2 separate regions of the Homo sapiens genome follow, and region 1 is linked to region 2. Evidence: read pairs that join two places in POLR2A ChIA-PET (ENCODE). Cell type or tissue: K562. All regions are shown on one strand. Each heading gives the region's core, and the rest is flanking DNA. Links, peaks and the distances in the headings are about the cores only.

Evidence for each region. ChIA-PET counts read pairs that join two places held together with the same protein. Peaks named below come from ENCODE experiments on the same cell type or tissue, not always from the same donor. Only the 100,000 strongest peaks of a DNase experiment are listed, where the experiment ranks them.
Region 1: POLR2A ChIA-PET joins it to region 2 with 9 read pairs; 4 of 35 experiments call an interaction of 5 or more read pairs at or near these places.

The regions. Positions count from the first base shown.
Region 1 is chr18:9,895,054-9,904,296 of GRCh38, forward strand. It overlaps LOC105371982 (a long non-coding RNA gene), which reads right to left and starts at 1,680. Exons shown (of 4, transcript XR_007066282.1): 1 at 1,606-1,680; 2 at 749-848; 3 at 529-644; 4 at 181-439. RefSeq lists an enhancer at 519-813. In K562, for the core only: a CTCF peak has its summit at 581; DNase peaks (open chromatin) are centred at 658, 2,268 and 4,178; H3K4me3 peaks cover 752 bases.
Region 2 is chr18:9,798,137-9,807,379 of GRCh38, forward strand. The region is part of intron 3 of RAB31 (RAB31, member RAS oncogene family); the gene reads left to right. Among named protein-coding and RNA genes, the nearest start is that of TXNDC2, 83 kb to the right of the region's middle. In K562, for the core only: CTCF peaks have their summits at 4,938 and 5,502; DNase peaks (open chromatin) are centred at 5,455 and 5,835; H3K4me3 peaks cover 1,112 bases.

The DNA.
Region 1 (9,243 bases), core at 483-8,482, 97 kb after region 2:
TCCCAGCTACTTGGGACACTGAAGTAGGAAGATCACTTGAGCCCAAGAGTTTGAGGTAATGGTGAGCCATGGTCTTGCCACTGCCCTCCAGCCTGGGTGACAGGCAAGACTCTGACTCTAATAATAATAATAGTAGTAATAATAATAATAATAATAATAATAATAATAAAATGGTTTCCTATGTGCTGCACCCTGAGAGGAGTCCTCAGTCCAGCCTGTGAGCCTCATCTTAAGCAGTTATGGGTTGAAATGTGTCCCCCTGAAATTCATATATTGAAGCCTCAACCCCAGTGGGTGGGGCCACACAGTCTGTGCAGTCCAAGTTCCATCCGAGTCCAAGTTCCAAGCTAGGCTTGGGTGGGTCCATCTCTGTTGAGGTCTCTCCACTAGTATGAATTGTGGCTATGCCTTTGTATTTTTCTGATGATCCAGAGCATAACTATCAGAAGAAATACACACATGTCTATGACAGAATCATTTCTCAGTGAGTTGCCCAGCCCCATAAGGTGCTCCCTCCTGCAGGCGCACCTTCCCACTGCCCGCCTCGTCTGCAGGCTGCTTCTTTTCCACCGCTAGGACTATTTCAGATTATGGTGTGCAGCGTCCTCACTTCATTCGTCTTCTCTCAACTTGTCCCAGCAGGCCTACCAGGGATAAGAAAATGGACTCATTGCTGAGTCATTTCCAGGCCTCCAGCCTGCTGAATTCTAGTGAGTGGTGCCTCCCAAATGGGAGATATGGGGGTTACCTGTTACCCTCTTCTCGATGGGCTGGCCAGAGTTCTGAATTTCATTTGCTGTATGGAGCGCCTTCCTCCTTCCTGTCAGTGGCTAGCTCCTCCAAATTCACTGTGAAAAGGCCGGATGCAGTGGGTCACTCCTGTAATCCTAGCACTTTGGGAGGCTAAGGTGTGTGGATCACCTGAGGTCAGGAGTTCCAGACCAGCCTGGCCAACATGGTGAAACCCTGTCTTTACTAAAAATACAAAAATTAGCTGGGCCTGGTGGCACATGCCTGTAATCCCAGCTACTCGGGAGGCTAAGGCAGGAAAATCATTTGAACATGGGAGGCAGAGGTTGCAGTGAGCTGAGATAGCGTCACTGCACTCTAGCCTGGGCAACAGAGAGAGACTCCGTGTTTAAAAAAAAAAAAAATTCACTGAGAAATGAAAACAAGAAAATAAAAAGCAGGTCAAAATACTGAAAACAGAATTATCTCTATTTTATTTTAATTGGACAAAAGGCACAATGTGTTGCCATTGGCTATCACTGTGTGAGGATTTTTTTTTTTTTTTTTTTTTTTTGAGATGGAGTCTCACTCGTTGCCCAGGCTGGAGTGCAGTGGTGCAATCTCGGCTCACTGCAAGCTCCGCCTTCCGGGTTCACGCCATTCTCCTGCCTCAGCCTCGCGAGTAGCTGGGACTACAGGCACGTGCCACCACGCCCGGCTAACTTTTTGTACTTTTAGTAGAGACGGGGTTTCACCGTGTTAGCCAGGATGGTCTTGATCTCCTGACCTCCTGATCCGCCCGCCTCGGCCTCCCAAAGTGCTGGGATTACAGGCGTGAGTCACCGCGACCAGCCTGTGTGAGGATATTTTTTTTACCATCATTCTCATTTTGTTTTTTCCTAATTATATAACAAAAACAAAAAACAATCAACTGAATACTTTGAAGACTCCAACTGTTTAGATACTGCCAGGGAACCCAAACAACTACTAGAAAATACAAAATCTGGGAAGCCTGAGCAATGGGGAATAGGTGAATGGCCCAAGCTCAAGGGTGTTCTGGCAGAGCCTCCGAATGCTGGCATTATGCAGATGTTCTGTATTCTAGTTGTGCATTTTGGGCCTTTCAGGCTTCAGATTACAAATGGCCCAAGAACAGACCAAATCGGAAGTTATTCTGTTTGGAGATGAACTACCTAAGTGATCATGGGTGTTATGGGATAGGTGATACATTCATTTTCTCCGTGCAACTGACAAAAGGCCAACTCAAACCTGCTCCAGCAAAAAGGGAGAGGGTATTGGATCTTGAAAATGGAAATTCTAAGGAGATCAATGACTTTAGGCAGATTCAGGGATTCAGACAACATCAGAACATGGTTTTCTACCCTTAGCTCTGCTGTTCATCTTGATTTTATCATCAGTTGCTTCCGTGGCTCATAATCGCAGATAAAAAGGTGAGCCTGTTTCCTAATAACGCCAACAAAAGTTCCAGGAAAGACTCTGATTGGCTGCATCATGTGCCAATCCCTGAACCACTCTGCGTATTTGGAAGAGTTGAAGGACTCTGATTGGTCAGGCTTGGTCACTTGTGCACACTCAAAGCAGGGTCAGGCCCATCAAGCCTTAGGAGCTGAGTGGATTAACGTGGAAAGTGGGAGGAAGGAAAGGCTGCCTGCAATCAGGCACATAGATTTCAAGGGATGGCATTTGAGCACTCAACATTTGACTAAGAGTCCACATTAAGAATATGGAGAATATGGTCAGAATCACCCTTATCCCACTTATAAATCCCCATGAAATATCAAACCCAATAAGAAGAGGTTGTACTTTTATCAAGTTCCTTTTAAACGCACCTTCTCATTTCACTTTCATCCTGATTTCACATTCAATCCGATTTCCTTGAATCTGTCTGTCCAGCCTTAAAACTAAATAGCTATCTGTGCCTTATTCAAATGACAAATTATCTTATAATAGTAACTTTTGCTAACGTTGGCATATGGGATATAAATCAAAAGAGAATATGAAACCTGATGAGTGAATGCTTAGAAAGATCCAAAGGATGGCTGGGTGCGGTGGCTCACTCCTGTAATCCCAGCACTTTGGGAGGCCGCGGCAGGCAGATCACGAGGTCAGGAGTTCGAGACTAGCTTGGCCAAGAGACTAGCCTGGCCAACATGGTGAAACTCTGTCTCTACTAAAAATACAAAAATTAGCCGGGCGTGGGGGCAGCACCTGTAATCCCAGCTACTCAGGAGGTAGAGGCACGAGAATTGCTTGAACCTGGGAGGCCGAGGTTGCAGTGAGCTGAGATTGTGCCATTGCACTCCAGCCTGGGCAACACAATGAGACTTGGTCTCAGAAAAAAAGAAGAAAAGAAAGAAAGATGCAAAGGATGTAAACAGGGTGAGTCAGTTCTGGGGTCTGTTCTTCTAAGCGATGCTTTTGAAACATGTTTTTCTCTAAATATGAACAATCTGGTTCTTCATAGACTATGCCTTCAGTGTTCAACACTTGTGTCTTTTTGAGACTCAAATGGTATTTCAAATAAATTATATTCAGCAAATACTAGAAAGTTATGGTATGTTGTTACTTAGAATTCTATCTTGATTTTTGGCAGATTTTTAAGTTTCCCAGAACTTGTAAGGGAACTGTGAAATGCTACACTCTATGGAGATAAAAGTTAACTAAAAAACAAAGCAAACCAAGAGATAAAAGGAAAAGTTAGGCTGCAAGTTTTGAAATAATAATGGTACTTGAACCATGAGATCCTTTAATACCCACAATGAAAATAGACACCCAGTGCAACAATGACAAATATTTGGATGTAGACACCACAGAGTCAGATAAAACCCAAGGCTGTAGCTTAAAGATTTAAGGAAATAAAAAATTTCAGATTCCAGGATGGAAAAAAGATAATTTATATGAAAATGAAGAAGTTGATGATAGAAAATGGTAGATAGGAAGAAGTTAGGGCCAGTAACGACAGGCAGTAGTTGAAATGAAGAAATGTGGATTGTGAAAATGAAAAGAAAATGTGATCGTTCTACTACGTATTGATTTGAAGTGTATATTACTTTTACACACACAAGTTGAGGGTCATCTTTGTTTAGGTTAAGATGGTAGTTTCAAGTAAGAGGGAGATATGGCATGGGGAAGGACAGGGAAGAGTAAGGTTGTCCCTGTACATTACGTTTCTGCTGACCTTAATGCTGTTTTCGCGAATTCCTGGTTTAGAAAACTAAAAGTTCTCTGATCTCTGGAGAGGCACCTTTCTGGTAGGTCTTGAGAAAAGGTGAAAAAAAAAAAAATGCTGCTTCTCTCTCCCTGCTCTATGAAAGCCACAAAACGTTGGTGTTTAAAAGACAAAGCTAAATGCAACTCTAATGACTCATAGATCAATATCTTTCACTGACCTTAGGAAGATACACGAGGAAGTCACCAGTTAGCTAATGATTCTCAGTTTAGAAAGGGCAGAGGAGGCTAGCCACCTCCCAGAGAAGGCTTTAAGGAAGACTTCCTTTAAGTCATACCAGTTAACATGGCTAGACGGTAATATATTGTCATGCTATCAGAAGCAGCTGCGTAACTGGAATTTGAGAGCACTCAACCTTAATGGATTTTTTTTTTTTTGACAGAGTCTTGCTCTGTCACCCAGGCTGGAGTGCAGTGGCATGATCATAGCTCACTGCAGCCTCAATCACCTGGGCTCCAGCGAACCTCCCACCTCGGCCTCTAGAGTAGCTGGGACTGTAGGTGCACACCACCATATATGGCTAATTTTAAAAAATTTTTAGTGGAGATGAGGTCTCACTATGTTGCTCAGGCTGGTCTCGAACCCTTGAGATAAAATGATCCCCCTGCACTGGCCTCCCAAAGTGCTGGGATTATAAACATCAGCCACCACACCAGTCTGAATTTTTTTTTGAGACAGGGTCTCACTCTGTTGCCCAGGCTGAAGTGCAGTGGCATGATCATGGCTCATTGCAGCCTCAACCTCCCAGACTCAAGTGATCCTCTTGCCTCAGCCTCTCAAGTAGCTGGGACTACAGGTGTGTGCCAGTATGCCCAGCTATTTTTTTTTTTTTTTTAAAGAAGAGGTCTCACTATGTTTTTGAGGCTAGTCTCAAACTCCTGGGTTCAAGTGATCCTCCACCTTAGCCTCCCAAAGTGCTGGGATTACAGGTGTGAGTCACTTTGCCCAGCCCAGTAATGGATATTGATGATTCCCACCCTATGTTCATTCCCCTAATTACTTTGATTTCTTTACTGTGAGGTTAAAATTACTCATACTTACTTTCAAATAATCTCCATTTGTTTTGGCATTTGAAGGTTTTTAAAAAAGTATTTATAAATCCAGATTATAATCCTATTTCATTTTGGGTTGCTATTTTTGTATATGTCAGACATAAACATGCTAAAATAACATTGGTAGTTACATAAATTGGATACCGGTGGTCAACATTCATCCTCTTCAGGCCTACCTATGGCACTTATTCTTTCCTTACGTGCTTAAAAAATAAAAGACCAAGATTTATTATGTGTGGTTCAGATGCTACTCGTGTTTATTCTTGATACTCAGATTGAAGACAGAAAGATCAATGTGTGTCAGGGAATCGACTGCTACAGCAATGAGCCCTATTTGCAGCCCATAGACAAACGGTTTCAAATGCAATGAATATTCAGAGTTCCCAGGTGTGCTCTAGGAAAACTGTTTGCAGGTGAATACAAAACTGAAAACTCCTCTATTTTGAATTAAAACTAAGAAAGTATCATCTAATTCTTAGGATTCTTCTGTGCTTTATTGACTTGCTTAAATATGAGGTCTTGATAACCCTAGTTTTATCTCCCTGAATGAAGATTACATTCCTTTTTAACAATTCAAGGGAAACACATCCAAATCTCCCCTCTCCAGAAAGAACAGTGGTTGAGCTGAATAGCAAAGGAATGGGGAGTTCCTTAAGGTCAGGGGGCTGAGAGTAGGGGTCCCTCTCATCCCAGGCAGCAAAGGAAGCAAAAGAAACGGAAAATGAAGTAGTGAGGTCGAGGCGCAAGAAACCATTAGGGGACTTCAGAAGTTGCCAGAACAATAGGGGTATCAGTGGGTTTGAGTCAGAATGTGGTTGCTGGGTGTGGAGATGAGATGGGCGGGTGTGAGATGACATAGGGAAGATATGGGAAGTAGAGGAGGTGTGACCTGGGACCACCACAGATGAATGTGCTGAGGAGCGGTGCAGAGGTGGGTCATCCTGGCTTCAAGGGCCTCGTTGGACCAGTTCTGCTCCTCCCCGTATCTGAGCATGTGCATGTCACCTAGCAACACACTTGCTATTTCTTTTCTAAGTAGATCATTGAACTTCACCACACATCTAAAGTAGTATTGCTTATGAAATTTTCAGAAACTGGATAGCTGTCACTAGATCATGCTTACCAATATCATTGTAAATTAGGTAATATGATGGGTGGCAAAAAGTCCCTCTGAAATACAGGCTTTTTAATCCCATAATGGGTCTTGCTGTTGCTTGATAAAAGACAAAAACAAAGTTTACTAATGAGTGGGAAAATATTGACCATTTGGATCTGAGCCTGCCTTTGGCATCCTTTGCACTTAAATTTTGATACTTTTCTACCCTATTACTTTGTTTACAAAAAGGGAGAAATGCGAACTCAAGTATCTAGGGATGAAATACCATGTTATCCAGAATTTGTTTTAAAAATACTGAGGCAGGCTGGGCACAGTGGCTCATGTCTGTAATTTCAGCTCTCTGGGAGGCCAAAGTGGGAGGATGGCTTGAGGCCAAGGAGTTCAAGCCTGCAGTGAGCTATGATTGCACCGCTGCACTCCATCCTGGGTGACAGAGCTGAGCCAGTCTCTCTCTAAAAAAAAAAAAAAAAGATACCTAGAGTTGCACAGTAATCATTGGGAAATTTATGCACAATTTAGGCAGAATATTATTTTTCACGATGTCTCATTTTTATAAGAGAATTAGAAACAGGAAATAATTTTCACTTTATATAAAACAACCTGTTGACTGAATGTTTTTTATGTTTTCAACTAGTGGTAGTTCTATCACATAGGTACTATTTTTTGAATTTTATTTTTCATTTTTTATTTTTTTGTGAGATGGAGTTTTGCTCTTGTCACTCAGGCTGGAGTGCAGCACAATCTTGGTTCATTGCAACCTCCCCCTCCCGGGTTCAAGCAATTCTCCTGCCTCAGCCTCCCGAGTAGCTGGGATTACAGGTACCCACCACCATGCCCAGGTAATTTTTTGGTATTTTTAGTAGAGATGGGTTTTTGCCATGTTAGCCAGGCTGGTCTCGAACCCCTGACCTCAGGTGATCCGCCCGCCTTGGCTTCCCAAAGTGCCGGGATTACAGGCATGAGCCACTGAACCTGGCTAGAAATGTTATTTTAAAAGTACCTAGGCCGGATGGCAGAAATGTTATTTAAAAAGTACCTAGGCAGGGCTTGGTGGCTCATGCCTGTAATCCCAGCACTTTGGGAGGCCGAGGCGGATGAATCACCTGAGGTCAGGAGTTCGAGACCGGCCTGGCCAACATGGTGAAACCCCATCTCTACTAAAAATACCAAAAGCTGGGCGTGGTGGCAGGCTCCTGTAATCCCAGCTACTCTAGAGACTAAGGCAGGTGAATCGCTTGGACCAGGGAGGCGGAGGTTGCAGTGAGCCCAGATTGCGCCATCGCACTCCAGCCTGGGCAACAAGAGCAAAACTCTGTCTCACACACACACAAAAATAGCTGGGCCTGTGGCGCGAGCCTGTAATCCCAGCTACTCAGGAAGCTGAGGCAGGAGAATCGTTTCAGCCCGGGAGGTTGTGGTGAGCTGAGATCGAGCCATTGCACTCCAGTCTGGGCAACAGAGTGAGACCATGTCTCATAAATAAATAAATAAATAAATAAACAAATAACATTTATGTGCCTTAGGTTCTTTGTCAGAGATAATTTTAACCAAGTCATTAAACTGATGTGAAGATTATTAATACCAACTGTAGAGGGTTGAATGGTAGCCCCAAAGACATCAGGGTCTAGTACTATAAACCTGTAAATGTTACTTCATTTGGAAAAGGGCCTTTGCAGATGTGATTAAGTTAAGGCTCTTGAGATGAGGAGATAATCCTGGATTATCTGGGTGATCCCCAAATGCCATCACAAGTGTCCATAGACAAGAGACGTAGGAGATTCAACACACGCGAAGAAGAAGGCAGCGTGAAGACGGAAGCAGCAGCTGGAGCCATGCGGCCACAAATCAAGGCTCCCTGCCAGCAGCCGCCAGAGGCGAAGAACAGATTCTCCCCTGGAGCTTCCCAAGGGATCACAGCTCCGTCAACACCTTGATTTTGGACTTCTGGCCTCCAGAGCTGTGAGAAAATACCTGTTGTTTTAAGCCACCCAGTTTGTGATAATTTGTTACGGCAGCCATTAAGAAATGAATGCACCAGTGAATAAAACATTTTTGCAAAAGGTGTTTAAATGCAAGATAGCAATGAGGAATCAGCGTTAGGATATACTTAAAGGAAATGTGTTCCTGTGTATGGAATAAGCATTTCTAGTATGTTTTCTTCTTCTTCTTCTTCTTTTCTTTTTTTTTTAATCAAGCCTTCTTTTTTTTAAAATTATTTTTAATTGACAAATGATAATTGTGAGATGCCATTTCACGCCAGTCAGGATGGTGATTATTAAAAAGTCAAGAAACAATAGATGCTGGTGAGGCTGTGGAGAAATAGGAACGTTTTTACACTGTTAATGGGAATGTAAATTAGTTCAACCATTGTGGAAGACAGTGTGGCGATTCCTCAGGGATCTAGAACTAGGAATACCATTTGACCCAGCAATCCCATTACTGGGTGGTATATACCCAAAGGATTATAAATCATTCTACTATAAAGACTCATGCACATGTATGTCTATTGCAGCACTATTTACAATAGCAAAGACATAGAACCAACCCAAATGCCCATCAATGATAGGCTGGATAAGGAAAATGTGGCACATATACACCATGGAATACTATGCAGCCATAAAAAGGAATGGAATTGTGTCCTTTTCAGGGACATGGATGAAGCTGGAAGCCATCATCCTCAGCAAACTAACACAGGAACAGAAAACCAAACACTGCATGTTCTCACTCGTAAGTGGGAGTTGAACAATGAGAACACATGGACACAGTGAGGGGAACAACACACATGGGGCCTGTTGGGGGTGGAGGCGAGGGAAGGGAGAACATCAGGACAAATAGCTAATGCATGCAGGGCTTAAAACATATGGCACATGTATACTTATGTAACAAACCAACATGTTCTGTGCATGTACCCCGGAACTTAAAGTAAAACAAAAAAAAAAAAAAAAAAAAGGGAAAAAAAATTTACATTCCCACCAGCAGTGTACAATGATTCCATTTTTTCCACATCTTCACCAGCATTTGTTATTGCTTGTTTTGTGGCTACAAGTCATTTTAACTGTGGTGGAAAAAAAATGATCAAACTTTTTTTTTCTTTT
Region 2 (9,243 bases), core at 757-8,756:
CTTCGAGGAAGACGGATTTAGTTTGGGATAACGATTTCAAAGTGAACATTTTTAGAGTCTAGATTTGTGGAGAGTGTGTGACTGATATCCATGTGGCTATGTGGTCACCTGATCTCCCCAGCCCTCGACGGCCTGATTTCATTATCCTTGGGCTGTCCTTGTCTGGTGTCCCCTGGTGGAGTCTTGCATCTCTCCAGTAATGGCAATTTTTCAATTGTTTTGGCAGCTTGTTGCTGGCTTTAATTGTGCTTGTAATGATGTTGCCTAATGTTTGAGCTAAAAATAAATTCCCTGCTGTTGCTTGTGCCTATTGCTATTTGTTCTGTCTCATTAATTATTGGAGTCCCGTGAATTTTATTACCCCTCTTTATCATCATAGAAATGTTATTGTTCTTTTAGTTTTCATAATTTTAAACAAACAATCACTTTGGGTTTATGATTTGACAATATAAAGACAGATTTCTTTTTTTCTTTCTTATTTTATTTTATTTTATCTTTTTAAGACAAGGTCACACTCTGTCAGCCAGGCTGGAGTGCAGTGATGCAATCATAGCTCACTGCAACCTCAAACTCCCAGGCCTGGTCAATCCTCCTGCTCCAGCCTCCTGAGTAGCTGAGACTACCAGTGTATGCCACCATGCGCAGCTAATTTAAAAAAAAAAAAAAAATTGGGCCAGACACAGTTGCTCACGCCTGTAATCCCAGCACTTTGGGAGGCCGAGGCGGGCAGATCACGAGGTCAGGAGTACGAGACCAGCCTGGCCAACATGGTGAAACCCCGTTTCTACTAAAAATAGAAAAAGTAGCTGGGCGTGGTGGCACTTGTAGTCCCAGTTACTTGGGAGGCTGAAGTGAGAGAATCGCTTGAACCCAGAAGGCGAATGTTGCAGTGAGCTGAGATTGCACCACTGTACCCCAATCTGGGTGAAAGAGCAAGACTCCACCTCAAAAAAAAAATTTGTTAGAGATGAGGTCTTGCTATGTTGTGCAGGCTGGGCTTGAACTCCTGGCCTCAAGCAATCCATTTCACTTGGCTTCCCAAAGTGTTGGGATTATAGGCGTGAGCCACCAAGCCTGGCCAAAGACATGGATTTCTGTGTCCTTAAAGGAAGAAAGCTCCGCTCAGTGCTTTGCTTGTGTTCATGATTCAATATTTATTTATTTGTGGAATGATTGCACCAAGTTCTGCCTAACATACACAGCATTCTGGTTAATGTCCTACTTACTGCCCAGTAATAATTCTATCTTATATTTGTGGTACAAATTTGTACTCTTGGAAAATTATTTTTTCTTCTCCTGAGCACAGGAATCTCAAAGGATCCTCCTCCTCTTTATATAAGAGAGTATTCATTCTATTTATTTTTATTTATTTATTTTAGAGACAGGGTCTCACTCTGTCACCCAGGCTGGAGTGCCATGGCATGATCATAGCTCATTGTAGTCTCAAATTCCTGGGCTCAAGCGATTCTCCCGCCTCAGCCTCCAGAGTAGCTGGGACTACAGGTGCGCCACCGTGCCCAGCCTATTCATTCTTGATACTGTCTGAATGTTGCTTTTGCTTTTTTAATCCAACTGTGTGTCATGGGCATCCTATCTCATTCATTCAGTGGTGATATGGTAATTCATAGGGTGCATCTATTAACAAAAATGTTTTTTGAAAAATTTAACCATTTCCCAGTTGAATCCCATTTGTTGGAAGCTTGACATTAGTAAGATTTGTGCATGGTGTGTTGTACCACCAAGGACTATGAAGAGGGGAAGAGTGCCATTGGGCTCCCTCTGTTGTACCATCAGTGTGGCCTTTGGGAAGTTTTTATCCTGTCCTCTTGGAATGGGTTATTGTGCTGGTTTCTGCTTCACACCAAGCTGTGAACAGTACAGAGTAGCAGGTCAGCAGGCACCTTTGCAAGGATGTACACAGGAGCCATGCCTAGAGCGGTCCATAGCCGACAGAAGGTAATTTACCTGCCCAGCTCCCTGCGGGAGCCTAGAGTCAACACATAGAGTGGCTTTTAGCGAGAGGAGCTGAAAAGCAACATTGTCATAAATAAGGCATGCGTTCATGAAGAGGTGAAGAGCTGGGGATAATACTTTCATCTGCCAGCGGCCCCTCCTGGGTTCTCTTGCTCTATATACCATGGAGGACCAACTTCTTCCAACCTGAAACTTTCTTCAGCCATCTCCCTTCCATTTTTTTCCACCGTGCTATACTTTTACACAGTTCATGACGTTCCAACACAAATTTCCCATTAAAAAACCTGAAGCTGTAGAGCTAATGTTTGACTTTCCATGGCTCTGAAGATATATTTATTCCTTCCTCTTGGCTCAGACGGCCCCTCCCCATGTTGGAAAATGGTTTCTAAAAAGAGCCCAGTGAAGCGGCAGTGGTGGAATTCTCTGTACTTTTTCCTTGGCAGGGAGTTCTTTCCCTGACCCCCTTCTTACCTGTTCTAGACCCACTCAAGCTTCTGTCTCTGAGCTTTCTGTCCTCATTCTCTGTTGGCCTTGGAAGCAGATGAGCCAACTTTCATCTTTTCTGGATAACCCACTCTGGAGCTTTAGCAGTTAGAAATCACATTCACTGAAAATTGCTTTTGTCCACATTTGTTTCTGTGTTGACTATCAGTATGTGGAGTATGACCAGCCCCCCTTTTTTTTTATTTAAAAACAGCTTTACTGAGATCCGATTCACGTACCATACAATTTATCCATCTAAAGTACGCACCTTGGTGGGTTCTGATGTGTTCCGAATTGTTCAACCATCAGCACAATCCATTTTAGAGCATTTTTATCAGTCCAGAAAGAAACGCTTATGAATTAGCAGTCACTCCCAGTTCCCCCTCTACATCCCCCAGCCCTGGGATACTTTCTGTCTCTAGATTTGCCTAATCTGGACATTTCACACAAATGGAATCATACAACCTGTGGTTCTTTGTGACTGGATCCTTTCACTTAGGATAAGATTATCAAGGTTCACCTTGTGGTGTGGGTCATAAAAGTATTTCCTTTTTATGGCAGAATAATATTCCATTGTCTGGATAGACCACATTTTGTTTAGCCACTCATCAGTTGATGGATATCCACTTTCCCCCAACTTTTTGGCTATTATGAATAGCTGTGAACATTCATGTACAATTCTTTGTGTAGATTTTTTTTTTTTTTTTGAGATGGAGTCTTCTCTGTCGCCTAGGCTGGAGTACAGTGGCATGATCTTGGCTCACTGCATCCTCTGCCTCCTGCTTTCAAGCGATTCTCCTGCCTCAACCTCCCCAGTAGCTGGGATTACAGCCAGCTGCCACCATGCCCGGCTGATTTTTTGTATTTTTAGTAGAGACAGGGTTTTACCATGTTGGCCAGATGTCTCAAACTCCTGACCTCAGGTGATCCACCGGCCTCGGCCTCCCAAAGTGTTGGGATTACAGGTGTAAGCCACCGTGCCCGGCCAGATGCATGTTTTTAAAAATCTCTTAGGTATGTATCTAGAAGTGAAATTGTTGGGTCATATGGTAACTCTATGACTAGCATTTAGAGGAACTGCCAAACTGTTTTCCAAAGTGGAAAACTAGCAGTGTGTAAGGCTTTAGTTTCTCCATATACTCACCAACACTTGTCTTTGCCTAACCTAAGGTCGTAAAGGTTTACTCCTGCATTTTCTTCTGAGAGTTTTATAGTCTTAGCTCTCACTTTTATCCCTGTGATGCATTTGGAGTTAATTTCTGTCCATGTTGTAAAGACAGGATCCAGCTTCATTCCTTGCAGGCAGCTGTCCAGTTGTCCCAACACAGTTTATTGAAAAGACTATTCTTTGCCCGATTGTCTTGGCATCTTTACTGAAAATCACCTGACCATAAATTTGAGGCTCTGATTCTGGACTCTGAGTTCTATTCCTTTGATATACATTTTTTCTCCTTATGCCAATACCACATTGTCTTGATTACTGTAGCTTTGTAGTAAGCTTTCAAATTGGAAAATGTGAGTTCTCCAACTTCGTTCTTTTTCAAGATTGTTTTAGCTATTCTGTGTATGTTGCATTTCCAAATGAATTTTAGGATCAGCTTGTAAATATTTATCAAAAGAATCCAACTGGGATTTTGGTCAGGATTATGTTGACTTTGTAGATGACTTTGGGGTTACCTGCTCCTTAAACCTGTAAATTATCAATGATAAGCAAGTTGCCAGCTGTCTTTCAACTCTTTGGAATTTACATGTAGGTTAGAAATGCTGACCTCAGAGAAAAAATTTTGAATAAAGAGTTAGGTCAGGCACAGTGAATCATACCTTTAATCCCAGTACTTTGGGAGGCCAAGGTGGAAGGATAGCTTGAGCCCAGGAGTTCAAGATAAGCCTGGGCAACATAGTGAGACCCTGTCTCTACAAAAAATAAGAAACTACCTGGGTGTGGTGGTGCATGCCTATAAGAGGGATCCACACTGACATCCTCCAGGAGCCCACGGTTTAATGCATGCAGTCAGGAGATCTGGCCACCCCAGGCTGTTCAGCCATACCGCTTGTTCACCTCCTTCAGATTAATTTTGCAAGTGACTGCCAGTCTGCATGGTTTGAAAGATTAGGTGTTTGGAGATCATGTGCCCAGAGGGCTGGGATGCACTGGCACAAAGCTGTGCGGAATCGCTGGGTCTGAATGGGTCCTTGAGAAAGCAAAGGAACTGGAGGCAGCAGATAGCTGAGGTCAAATTCAGGCTTTACAGACATCCAAAGAAACTCTTTTGCTGTCTTTCCTGCTTTCTTCAGGGCCCCAACATCTATGGTCAAAAAAGTGGTTCACTATTCATAGGCCATTAGTAAAGTCAGAGGAAATTTTGACCTTTGGAAGTTCTTGAAGAATGGAGCCTCTTACAAGCTCAGAATGAGCAGCTCCTTTCTTTCTCCTGCAGGCATTGGAAATACAGTCCCAGCTGGCAACACCAGCCAGCAGCACAGCCCGGAATCCTGCTCCTGACCTGCACCATCCCCACCAGCCCACGATAGAACGTTTTTGTAGGCATTCCTCCTCATGGGAGAGGATAGAGTACATGCGAGTTTTTGCTCTCCTCCCACCCTTTCACAAGAGCACTGTGCTTTCTTTTCTTCTCTTTTTCCTTTCTTTTTTTTTTTTTTAGGCAGGGTCTTGCTGTGTCACCCAGGCTGGAATGCAGTGGTGCAATCATAGCTCACTGCAGCCTTGACCTCCTGGACTCAAGCAATCCTCCTGCCTTAACCTCCCGAGTAGCTGGGACTATAGGCACCAGCCACTATGCCTGGCTAATATTTTTTGTTTGTTTTTTGTTCAGAGACAAGGTCTCACTATACTGTCCAGGCTGGGATGACTGTGCTTTCTACCAATGCAAACTGAGATCCCGGCAAGGGAAATATTCCCTTCCTCCATGCCCCTAGTAACTCTCTTGAAAGAGAAAACTGAGTGATGATTGTGTGGGGAGGAGGCAGGCCTGGAGCTTGAAGATAGGGTTTATGCTGTTGAAGTGAGATAAACAGCTGTGGTGAGGGCCATGCCTGCTGAGCTCCTTTAAGGAGAAGCCCCAGGAATCCTTCATTAAGCACTTTACAGCTGAAGAGTTTCATTGATATTTGAAAATTGGTGCTGGAAACTACAAAAGCAAAGTGTGAGCAGAGGTATTGGAGAGGGGCATGAGGGGACCCTGACGGCAGCTGTGCAGGTGGAGCAGGGACTGCCTCGGTCCACAGACGTGGCCCCCAGAACTGTCGTGCCATTTGCGGGGGTTGTGTCCTGTAAGAAAATAGGAATCTAGGTGCAGAACAGCCCTCCTGGGTGTCAGAATGCCAGCGACAGGAGAGAAGGAGGAAGGACATGTTCATATACGAAGATACCTTTCGGGAGTTCTTAGGGAAACACTGTAAACAGCTCTGCCCTGAGCCCGGGAGGTGGCCATGCTGGCAGTGAGGGATGTGGCCTGGGCCGTGGGAACACAGAGGCGGCCAGAGGGGAAAGCCTCAGAGCTGCGTGGACAGGCTTCTTCTGCTTACACACGGGCTTCTGCCCTGCTCTTGCCCCTCGGGGGTTCTTTTGTCACTGGAGACCCTGCTGTTGCCCTTTGCTCTCCAGTGCGTGTCCCCTTCTTCCATATGCCCCCTCCTTGGTGGGGACAGGCTGCTCTGGGAGGTACAGTGACTGCGCTAGATGAACACCTTCCCAGGTCAGGCAATGACATTTTGCTGATGTGTGTTTTAGTCTGGGATGCCCTGAGTAGCTTCTAATTATGAGGCACTGTCTGTGCCTCTTGGGTGGAGGCCAAGTTTCCATTCTGCCAACTCTCAGAGGACGTGGGGCCAAAACACAGAGCCGCTGAGACAGGAGTTTCAGGGGGTCTGGAGGTGGATTTGCCGAGAATCTAAGAAGCACTTCAACTAGTTTTGTTTCCTCTCCTCCCTTCCACTCCCTTTCCCTTCTGTCCTCTTCTTTTCTTTTATGGAGCTAATTTCCTACGTCTGGCTAAAATACAGTAGAAAAGCCCTATAAAGCCTATGAGTGTCACTCTTGAATAGGAAATTAGCAAATAGACTTTGTTTGGTAACAGAAGAACCTGTTCCTGAGGCGCTGACAGCCTGTCCTAACAGAGGCAGCTGGGCTGCAGTGAGCACGGACCTGTGGTAGGAAGACCTCTGCATCCAGAGTGGCCCGGTGGAAGGTGCCAGACTCCCCCTCACTCCAAAAAAAAGAGGAGGCTTTTTGAGGGCAGGGACCTTGTTACCTTCTTCACTTTCTTTTTTTGTTTCCAGTTGTTGCTGTAACAGATTGCCACACGCTCAGTGGCTTAAAACAACACAGATAGACTCCCTTAGAGCTATGAAGGTCAGAAGTCAGAAATGGGTCTCATGCCTGTGGTCCCAGATACTTGGAGGCTGAGATGGGAGGATCACTTGAGCCCAGGAGTTCAAGACCAGCCTGGGCAATATAATGAGACTCCCATCTCTACAAAAAGTTTTTAAAAAATTAGCCAGGTGTGGTGACATGCAGCTGTAGTCCCAGCTACTCAGGAGACCGAGACAGGAGGACCACTTGAGCCCAGGAGGTTGAGGCTGCAGTGAGCCGAGATTGCACCACTGCACTCCAGCCTGGGCAACAGAATGAGACCTTGTCTCAAAACAAAAACAAAAACATAAAAAGATTAAAAAAAAAAAAAGAAATAAGTATCACTGGAATAAGATTAAAATATCTGCAGACCTTAATCCTTCCTGGAGGTACAAGGGCAGAATCTTGTTTCCTTGCCTTTTTCAGAGACCACTCGCATTCCTTGGCTTGTAGCCCCTTCCTTTGTCTTCAGAGCCAGCAGAGTAGCATTTTAAATCTCTCTCCCACTCCCCTGCCTCTCTCTTTCACTGTTGAGGAGCCTTGTGAGGACACTGGGCCCACCCAAGGAATGCAAGATAATGTCCTCATATGAAGGTCAGCTGATGAGCCCTATTCCACCTCCCATGTAACCTAACATAGTCACAGGTGATGGGGATTAGGACATGGACCTCTTTGGGGGACACTATTCTGCCCACCACACTCCAGTTTCTCTGCTGCTCAGAACAGTGCCTGCCACATACTGAGCGTTCAAACAGTGAGATACTGTTTGTTGAATGAATGAATACATTTGATGTAAACCTGTGTCTTAATTATATCAACTGAAGCAACGTTTCATTTCAGAGAAGCAACACAGGAATGGAAAATGCATGGAATTTGGAGTCAAGACCTGTGTTCAAAGTCTTTTCCACCATTTAAGAGCTGTGTGTCGACTGGGCGCAGTGGCTCACGCCTGTAATCCCAGCACTTTGGGAGGCCGAGGCGGGCGGATCACGAGGTCAGGAGATCGGGACCATCCTGGCTAACATGGCGAAACCCCGTCTCTACTAAAAAAATACAAAAAAAGTAGCCAGGTGTGGTGGCAGGCATCTGTAGTCCCAGCTACTCGGGAGGCTGAGGCAGGAGAATGGCGTGAACCCGGGAGGCGGAGCTTGCAGTGAGCCGAGATGGCGCCAGTGCACTCCAGCCTGGGCAACACAGAGAGACTCCGTCTCAAAAAAAAAAAAGAAGAGCTGTGTGTCTTTGGGCAATTCACTTAACCATGCTGAGCCTCAGTTTTCTCATCTGAATAACAGGAACAACTCTGTCTTCTCTCCCTGGTTTCACAGGGTTATTGACTTTTATTACATGCATTCAGTCATTAAATATTTGTCGAGTCCTTGCTATGGTCCAGATAGGGATTCAGGGAAGGGTTCTCAGGGAGGGTGGCAGTTGATTAAAGGTGTGACAGAAGTGAGGGAGGGGCCTTGAGGATGCTGGTGGAGGAGGGTCCAGGCTGCTAGAAGGCGTCAGGGAAGGTGCGGAGGCTCGGTGGGCCTGCCTCTGTGTTTAGGGAGCAGCGAGAAGGCCGGGGCTGGAGACAAGCAGGGGAGGGGCCCAAGAAGGGACCAGGGCGGGCCCAAGAAGGGACCAGGTCCCACCCAAGATGCCACAGAATGGAGCTTGGCTTTTATACTAAGTTTGAAGGATTCTGAACAGGGAAGTGAAACAATTGGATTTATATAGGAAGAAATCAATCACTCTGATGTTCAGTTAACATAAGATGATGTCAAGTATTTGCTTCAAAAGACTCCAGGGGGTAGGAATGGAGCGGGAGGTGAGACGAGGTAGAAAGGAAGCCAGTGGTCCATGTGTTAGTGGTGATCTTGAAGTCAGGGGATGAGAAGATGGAAGTCCATTATTCTAGTCTCTCTTCTTGTGGATATGCTTGAAAATTTCCACAGTGAAAGTTAAAAATAAATACATTCTGTGGTCAGTGTAAATAAATATCATAATCCAGCACTTCAAAACAGGATCTCTCTGGTGGCTGTGTGGCCAGTTTGGAGCTCACTGGATATCTGAAGGCTCTTGTGGAAACTTTGGACGTCCAGTCAAGGCAAGACGAACTTTGCTCGGACAGGAGGGAGGTGCGGCTGCGTGAGAGCTGGGGCTGGGTCTGAAGGCCGTGCTGGCTAGCCTGGGTTGGCACACAGCAAAGTGCAGAGTCTAGGGCTCTAGGCACATGGGGGTAAATGACACCGTATGTTTTTGAGTGCATCTGGTGTGATGGGGCATGTTCGGAGGCCTCCTCAGGGCTGTGCAGCGAAGATACTGTCCCACACAGTGGGCTCTTGTCTTGAACATGGTACGCTTACTGTGACCTTGAGGCTAAGGATGGGAGAGACCAAACCAGCCTGGGCAGAGCGGAGAGAGGGCAA